Regions from separate parts of the Mus musculus genome. Here region 2 is linked to region 1. The links are chromatin contacts, found by Hi-C in ENCODE. All regions are on one chromosome and are shown on one strand. Each heading gives the region's core, a stretch centred on a gene start or an enhancer-like site at or near the end of the contact. The rest is flanking DNA. Distances are from core to core; before and after follow the strand shown.

Region 1 (4,431 bases), core at 1,306-3,805:
TTGGCTTGCAAATGAGACGATGCCACCTGGGCGACGTTTATGGAAGACCTCATGCAGCACAATGCAATAACAATAAAGAAAATTTAAAACCTAGATAGGAACGGGGTGGGGGGCGGGGGCATTTGTTAAAATTAGATCTCCTTTCCTCGTAGGACTATTGGAAGAGGCTACAGCGTCTTTGTTAAACTCTTTAGACTCAAACCAATTCTCCCCCCCACCCCCAACGGTGTATTTGCTTTCCCCAGCTCCAACCTAAATCTAGAGACAGACTGGCCCTCGTTCGAATGCCTAGGAACTGCCCAGGGTCTTAGAGAAGTGCAGGAAGAAAAAAGAAAAATCTCACTTTTTTTTTCCCCCTTCTTCTTAAGGATCTGGAACTTGGGAAGTGAAGGGCCAGAGGGAAGGATCTGCCTCTGCCACCTCGCAAGAAGAAGGAGGTGGGGGAAGCAGGCTTAGGCCCAGGACCTGAGTGATTAGTGGCACACTTTAAAGGCTAAGGAAGATTAAATCCCCCTTCTATTGTTCCAGTTGTTCAGGCACGTGTGACCTCAGAACCTCCAAACAAAACGTCTGGGGAAATCCTTCCAGTTCCCTGCCTGGTCAGAAGACCAGGTAGCCTGCAGGTCAGAGAGTAGGGTCCGAGCTAGGGCAAACAGTTTGAGGGAGGAAGAGGAGACGCTGAAAGTCAGAGGTGGATACACACACACACACACACACACACACACACACACGGGTTGGGGGGCGGACTGTGACACCTAGAACCAGAGGCCCAGCGAACAAAAAATGTGAAGCCTGGGGCTGGAGCCCAGCTCCCGAGGCTTGTTTGGCAGAGCGGCCAGGTACCTGCGTCTGTGTGAGTCCCAAGGAGGCCGCCAGCTCCGCCCTCTCAGGCAGAGCTAAGTACTGAGTTTGTTGGAACCTCCGGTTCAAAGCCTGCAACTGCAAACTGGAATAAATTGTCCTGGGTTTACGGATCTTTTTCCCTTTGCCGTTAAAGCGCACCTCGCCGCCTTCCACCACCGTACTCTTCTCGGAGTCCGCCCCTGGAGGGACAACAGAAGCAGAGACCCTTGTTAATGCTGCACTGCCTTTAGTGAGGAGGGACGAGAATGAATGTCTATGGATGGGTTGGCAGAAGTAGGGTCCGGAAAAGAACGTTCAAGAAACCCTGAAAGACTGCGAAGGTCCCTCAAGGTCCGAGCGCACGTCCCTGGCTGCTGCAGACAGAATTGGGTCGTTCCCAAGAGCGCAGCTATTGCCTTTGCAGAGAAAGTTTGCTATTTTTTGCAGGCGGTAGTTGAGGTTTAATTACCCTTAATTGCATACATTGTTTATAGCGCTACGCAATAAATAATTACCGAGACTAATACGTGCACATGTGGGTTTCTGTTTTCCAGCAGGGCATTGTGTGCTCGGCGCACCGAGCGGCCCAGAGGCCCAGCCAGTGCCAGGAGACGCGCTCGGATTTATCCTTTGCTGGACAGTTGTAAATTGAATTGACTTATAATTTTTTTCTTTTCAGTGACAAGGATCCACAGATTGATATCCGAAACCTCTACTACTTCCGCGCTTTCCCCACCCCCACCCACCTCTCTACCCCACACTCTCTTGTCTTTTCTCTTTCCCCCTCCCCTTCTCCCCCTCTCTCCTATTCTCCTTCCCTTCTCTCCTTGTCCCTGGCAAGCGCACGTACCTGGGTCCTCCAGGCGGCTCTGGGCGAGGCTGGCGCTGCCGGGGTAGGACTGCACGGAACTGATGTAGGGGCTGGACGCGTGGCTGCTGACCGAGTTGACGTAGGGGTAGCCCAGCGGTCGGGAGAAGGATGAGGCCGAACTGTAGGCACCGTCGGGCTGCGAATGGCCCGCCGAGTGTAAACAGTGCATGGAGTAGTGCCCGTGGGACATGGGAGAAGGAGACATTTGCTGGTTGGGCGGCCCAAACTCCATAAACACAGCCTTGCCCGACACGGGGCTGTTGAGACTTTCTGGCATGGTGGTCATGGTCATCTCTTCTCGCGGGGTCTGGGTGTGGGTCTTTCTCTCCTCTGCTTCCCTTTTGGGGGTCTCTATGTTTCTCAGGACAGGAAGGAACCCAATTTAAGCGGAACAGGGGTTTTCACTTTCCATTCATAAGAAAATGGAGTTTGTCTCTTTGAAAAGTCTAAGCATGATGCTGCCGAGCTCCCCAAACTCGGTTCAAAGCTTTGACTCAGCCAAGGTCATAAATATTCATGAGCTGGTGGAGCTGATTGGTCGGCTCTCTTGCATAATCACCGGGGATTGGTCCGAGAAGCTCGGGCTCGGCTGGACTAGAGCGGGCGACGCGGCCCGGCCTGGGGAGAATCCGGTCCACACGTCCCGGCCGGGGCTCCTCTGCAACAGAGCGCGCGGAGCGGGACGCACAATGGGCTGCGGCGTCCGCGCAGGAACCTCGAAGGCGCGCGACTCCAGCCTCCCGCCTCCCTCGCGCGCTTCCCGCCCCAGAAACCAACCAGCCGCGCCCTGCCGTCGCCCTCCCCCTTGCTGTCCCCACCCTTCGCCCGCCCCCAACGCCTGGGACCCCGGACCACTTCTTCTTGAGGTCACCTAGTCCGGTGCGGAGCGCCGCTCCAGAGTCCGGCCGCGGTCTCTGGATCGCGGAGTCGCGCACTGGGCGACAACCCAGGTAGCCTGCAGCCAGCGGTCCTTCTGAGCGTCTTGTGCCTAGCTCAGCGCGCTCCAGGCCGCGCCTCCCAGGTTGGGGTTCTCTCGGCCACATCCCGGGGATCTGGGTTTGGGGGCCCTCTGGCCCAACTCACTCACTCGGCCGCCGCCCCGCCGTTGCCACCGTTCCCAGGGGCTTGCTCGCATCTCTCCAGGCCCAGCTGGCCACTCCAGCTCGAGGCTGCACGGGTCTGATCAAAGCAGTGCGCGTGGAGAGCCAGGAACCCACGCTTCTCCACCCAGGAAAGGCGGCCGCACCGCCTCCCCCCTCCTTTCCCTCCCAACCTTCCTGCCTCCCCCTCCCCTCTCCACTCCCCCTGAGCCACGAGCCCCGGGCTCACTCGCCCCGAGGGCGCGGCTCAGCGTGGAGTCCTGAGGGCCCGCAGTCGCCTGGTGGCTGGTGCATCGAACTCCTGCCAGGTGGTCATTTTCCGACCTCCTGGGGTCTGGCCAGAGTACTTGGGGTTTGGGAGTCCTAGGGAGACACCGACACCCTCAGCAAATCCTGATCAGTGGTAGGCTTGAATATTTGTGTTTAGATATGCCCCTCTCTGTCGCCCGATCTCTTCCTCACCTCCAGTGGCCAAAGCTGGAGCCTCCGGGCCCGGGGGTGAGGTGGGGAAGCTGGTGAAGGAAAGAGCTGCCAAAGCGCGCTGTCTACCATCTGGGTGCAAGTGTTGAAAAGTGCACAAAAGATTCTCTCGCACTCCACCCCCCCACTACTACCACACACCACCTCGCGTGGCGCAAACTACGCTGGTTGCTAGGGACTGTTGGTTCCCAATCCCGCCAGCCCCACGATGAATCCCAAATTACTTTGTTAGGTAATTAGAAAGTGTTGATAATTATTTCTTTCATAATTTAGCGGTGTGACGGGGACCGGGGGAAATGATCTTGTGAAAGTTCACACGTGCACACGTATTAGTTACTGATTCATTTGATTAAATGGTAGTCTCAAGTGCTCAGATCCGCAGCTGAAGGCGCCCCATTAGCATAACACTGATGTTTAATTTTCATACGCATAATTAGCCATATATTTAACACTAATAGCAACATGCAGCCTTTCAGCGTTAAACAGCCCGGGGATTTGATCTGGCCTGAGCTGAACCTGCGCCGCGGCACCTTCCCCTATCTGGAGTGCACAGTGATCACAGGGAGACCTCTGTAATCAAGCACATTTTGGCAGAGGGAACACCAATAAAAATGAACATTCAAAACAAATTACATCGGTGATGTCGTTACAGATATGAGTACAGGGGATTCATTCTCATTCTCTCTCTCTCTCTCTCTCTCTCTCTCTCTCTCTCTCTCTCTCTCTCTCTCTCTCTCTCTCTCTCCTTCAGCAGCAGCTCCTGCCTAAAGATTTCCTCTTCTGATTAAAGGCATGAGGCTGTGCGCAGAAACATTTCATGCAGCATGTTGGTTGGAGCAAAAGAGAAAAACAAAAGAAAGAGGAAAAAAACAAAACAAAAAACAACAGTCCAAAATTCGTAAACCAATAAAGGGTTTGCCATCGCCTGAAAGGTTTTTTGTTTTGTTTTTGTTTTTTCCTTAATCGCCAAACCACAAGGTGAGGCTTTGTAACACCAACCAACTAAGAACTCCAACTCGCCTCGTCCTGGTCTTCCTGTCGTACTCGCGATTTTAATAGCTCCTTCTTAGTGCCTGTTTTGGGGTGTGGAGTGCCGTCCTGTGCGCCCAACGCAGCCGCTTGGATGCCATCTGAACC
Region 2 (4,431 bases), core at 1,293-3,792, 3.1 Mb before region 1:
CTTGTGAGATGCCCTTCGAGGTCCAGTTCCTGGAGACCTTCTCTAAAGGAAAGCCATTGGACTTGGGGAAGGAATCATGAGCCTTTGGGATGTTGTGCATCTTGCTAAAGGTTGGGGGTGGGGCTTAAAGCTCAAAAGAAGAGGCAAAGATTGTAGGGGAAGGCGGAGTTGAATTCACTGGGAATGAGGCTGGACAGATTCTATAACAGGCGTAGAGCAACTTCATTCACAATTCAGAAAACCTAGGTTTCTCAAGGTAAACCTGGCAGGGCTTGGGGCCTTAAAAGCTTTACAAGAGCTGACCACCAGTCTCTGAGAAGAGACACCCTAGCTAAGTTCTGATGGAGTTGGTGGGTGGTGGAGAGGATGGGGAAGAAGTGCTGGTTTTCTGTCCTTCAAGAGCAGCAACTACAGTCTGAGAATCTGAGAGGTTTCTTCTCCCACCCTTCAGACTCCTCAAGGAGGCATTTTTTTTGGGGGGGGGGTCTCTTCCTGTGGTGATACATTAAGGAAATTCAAGAAAGACAGACATATGGATAACTTCATTCATTCAAGAGGAGAGTCGTGGTTACAGAGTGCAGATCCTCCTCCGCCTCGCTTACTCTTCTTTCTTCCCTGTGCAGCCAAGCCTCAAAACAGGCCAGCAGCTCCCCTCACCCATAGCTCAGTTCTGGGGATCTAGTTACAGAGTGCTTGGCCTTGGCTCAGGGATAGGTGAGGCTGGAGCAGGGGAATTATGACAGTCTAGAGACCATACTTTGTTTTGGAGTCCCAGTTTCTCTCCCTGTCTCTGAGAAGGAGATCTTCCAGCCTGTTTTACTCAGCAGGAGAACCTTTGAAGCGCTGAGGTTCCAGGGTATCCTTTCCTCCCCCCCCCCCCACAAGTCTGAAGGTCTAGGGTAGCTTTTGTCCTCCCAAATCATTCAGGGCAGATGGGGGTTGTGGAATCAGGCCCTTTCCTTCCTGCAGAGTGGAGAGCCCAGCTTTGTCACAAAGGGCTTCTGCTGCGAAGGGGCTAGAGTTATCCCCAGCCCCTTGCACTGCAGCGGGGTCTCAGGGCCTTTCTACCTGCACTTATACCCGGAGCTCTAGCTAGGCTCCTGTTTCATGCAGAAAGAGCTGGATAGAGAAAGAAAAAGAAAAAGAACACGTTGAAAACCGGAAAAAACAAACCCTCATACAGTGTTTCAATAGTGAGCCCCGGATGTAAACATCATAGACAAGGACAGGTGACCCCCAGACACCATGCTGAATGTTTAAAGCCAGTGTTAGATTGCAATTCCCAAACACCTCTCAGGAGGGTCCCAAAGAGAGCTGAAAGCGAAGGGGGCTCCACTGGCCTCATCTCCAAATCTCCTCCTGGTTCCTCAGCTACAGACTGAGCCGAAGGGCGCCCAGGACCAGAGGAGTGGGAGGGAAATCTGCAGCCCCAACACCTCCTCCACAGCCAGGCCTTGGTCCAAAAGGGCAGGCTTGGCAAGGCCTCAGGCCCCCGTGGGCAGCTAATAGAGGGCCAGTGCTTGCTCGCGCTGCACTACCCGCTTCTTCTTCATACGCCGGTTCTGGAACCAGATTTTGACCTGCTGGTCGCTGAGGTTCAGCCTGTTAGACAATTCCTTACGCTTCTGCCGGTTGATGAATTCATTGACCAGGAATTCGTTCTCCAGCTCCGCAATCTGCTGCTTTGTGTAGGGTTTCCTCTTCTTGCGGGCCCTCCCCGGGGCCGCCCCCCACGGCAGGCCTGCAACAGAGCCCCGACCCATGTCAGCTCGCTCAGATCAACTGCCCGCCCCACAGACGTTCACCACTGCTGGCGGGTCTCCTCCCTGTCCAACTGTCCCTGACACCCCACCTCCCGTCCCTGCCTAAACTGGCTTGGGGGAGCATGGGCACTGTTTACCGTCGGGCAGTGAAGATCGCAGGCAAGAGGCCACCCCGGCCACTTGCACTGCCATGTTCAAGTTGAGCGGGCCTTTGGTGTCTTCCTTGAAGCTGGAGGCACAGGGGGCCCCCTGGAGCAGGGTCGCAGAGCCTGGAGCGGTCCGGCCCACACCCGCGTAGTCATACTTGGTGCCTTTGAGAGCCGAATGAACCAGACTAGACTCGGGGGCGAAGGGCGGCCTAGTCCGGCTGCGTTCCTCAGATGCGGTGGGCGCATCAGGCGTATAGAACTTGACCTGGTCTTCGGGTCCGTCCTTGGCGCCTGGAGACTGCAGGCCAATTGGCCCAGAGCCGGTCAAGTAAGGCTGAGAGAAGCCTCCAAAGGCAGAGGCGGTGGCAGGCTGCGCAGGGGTGCATGAGGCGGGCGTAGTAGCCCAGGGCAGCGCGCTGCGAGGGTATGAGATGGGGGGAAGCGCGGCCAACTGGCTGCCATTGGCTCTCAGGTTGGAAAAGTAGAAAGAGTCCGGTGACTGTAAATTCAGAAGCGAGCCCACATAGCCAGCTCTGTAGAGACTGCGCTCACACATCTCCAACAAAGGGCCTCGGCTGTGCTCGCAACAGTATTTAGTTACAACCCGGAATAGGAGGACGGGCTCAGAGGATTGGACAAAACTTTGCCTGCAGGTTCTTCAAAGCCGGTCATTTCAGCACCGCCTACATCCCCCGACCCGTCCCCACCCCCACCCCCTTTCAGGGTATTATGATAACACTCAATGTTCGACGGCGAAGGACGAGGCTGCTAGCAGAGCCAAAGCCTGTTGAGGGAGGGCGAAGCCCTTGAAAGTTTCCAGACCTCTTTCAGGAGCCGGTGACATTGGGATGAGGGTGCCTTTGCCCAAGTGTCTCTTGGGAGTTTTCCTGCTCTGGGTTAGTCTTCCCAGCCCTTATTTCGCAGGCTGCCTGGGCCGGGCTTTGCGTCTACAAACTTTAAGTTGCAATTCAGACGTTTTCCAATAAGGGTACCTGGGCTTGACTGGAGAAGAGCTGGCAGTGGCACGGACTGCTCCTGGATCTGAGCAACCAATCCTTTTTTATAGAAAGGGCCTCTAAAGTGGTCTCTGCCAAAGGCACTTGGCAGCAAGGACCCATTCACTTGACCCTGTAGCCCCAGGTCACAGACAATACAAGAGGTTGACCAAACAAAGGTGAAAGGCGGCACAAACTGCTCAAGTGTGGTACCTAAGGAATCTTCACGCTGTTCCTGACATTTGTTCCCAGGAACTGTGCTCATAGCGTTGTTATCCAGTCCCCTCAGGCAATTCCGCAGTCCGAGGAGCCAATCTTGTGAAAAATTACATTTCTTTTCTCTCCTGGGGTCATCTTGGTGACTATTCCCTACTAGCCAAGCTCCTAGCCGTCCAACTGAGAGTTGGAGGGGCAGAAAAGTCCGAGCCACCTGGCTGAGGAGGCACAGTCGCACAGGAACAATCAGCTAGCTGAGTCTCTTTTGTCGGTGCCTCCAGGCACGCGGGCCGCTGCGGGTTCACTGTCTGGGCAAAACAGGCAACGCTCCGTGTGTGTAGTAAGTGTGCTTAACCCCTGAGGCAGGGCCTTCTGGATGGTCCAGAGGGAATAAGGCTTTTCTCCTCAAGAGACTGTGTTGTGGGAGCCCGCGCTAGCCTAAAGCAGGACCCATGGTCCATGAGCCAAGCTGGAACTGGTTAGGCCCCCAGCTCTGGCAAGGAGACCACACAGGCGCCGCCGGAGGGCAAGGCTGACCACCTCGCTGGGACTTTATTGTGTGAGTTACGGCGACCAATTGGGCGGCTCTCAGGACGCAATCGTCCTCTTCCTCCAGCTCTGGGGCGGGAGGAGGGTGGGGGTGGGGGAAGTCTAAGGATCCTGGGGCATTACTAGAGTTTCCTCCTTTTCAGGAATTGGGACTCCATACTTTCTTTTCTGGTAGGTGGGAGGAGGCAGAAGTTTTAAGTCGGTTTTTAGAAGCCTTAGATTAGGTATTCGATAGCTTTCATTTTGAAGAATTCTCTCCTTTCTACTGGAGCATCCTCTGGCCTGAATTTTCAGTTCTAATAGTTCCAGCACTCTCAGAGCCCCTGCCTCCTGCACAGAGATTCCTAGGTAGTTACAGGCCTAAGGGTGCATCCTTAGACTATGGCTGCCTTATAATTATGTTTGCTTCTCAGGACCAAATACATAAGTGTGAATCAGGAATGAAAAGGACAGCTAGATTTTTTTTCCAGGTTTTTTCCCCCCCTTAATCGACCCACTTCATTCCTCCAAGTCTATAACTTTCAAGGTCTGGTAGGCAAAGTTCTTTTTGAGAAAGCTGGTGGCTGATGCTGAAGGCTGGAGACCATGAGGGAAGGTGGGAGGAGGAAGGGAGGCTTGTCTGGGATGTTGGGGGCTGGGGGGGGGGGGGAGCTGAGGAGCAGAATGGCAAGCTCTGCCAATGTCGCCAAACGCCCAGGAGATGGCGAGCGTGCTCCACGCCTGACGAGGCGCCGCCGCACGGTCAAGATCAACAGTGAA

What was found. Hi-C counts contacts between places; a loop is a spot of excess contacts on that map.
Region 2: a map of left cerebral cortex shows a loop between it and region 1 (9-fold over the local background). The contact joins the promoter of Hoxd12 here to the promoter of Dlx1 in region 1. A Hi-C loop is called at or near these places in 4 of 37 maps with a recorded cell type or tissue (ES-E14, heart and left cerebral cortex).

Annotation. Positions count from the first base shown.
Region 1 is chr2:71,527,569-71,531,999 of GRCm38, reverse strand. It overlaps Dlx1 (distal-less homeobox 1), which reads right to left and starts at 2,555. Exons shown (of 3, transcript NM_010053.2): 1 at 1,694-2,555; 2 at 844-1,043. The coding sequence starts at 2,006. It also overlaps Dlx1as.
Region 2 is chr2:74,673,124-74,677,554 of GRCm38, reverse strand. Hoxd12 (homeobox D12) reads right to left here and starts at 2,542. Exons shown (of 2, transcript NM_008274.3): 1 at 1,901-2,542; 2 at 1-1,741. The coding sequence starts at 2,468. The coding sequence ends at 1,503.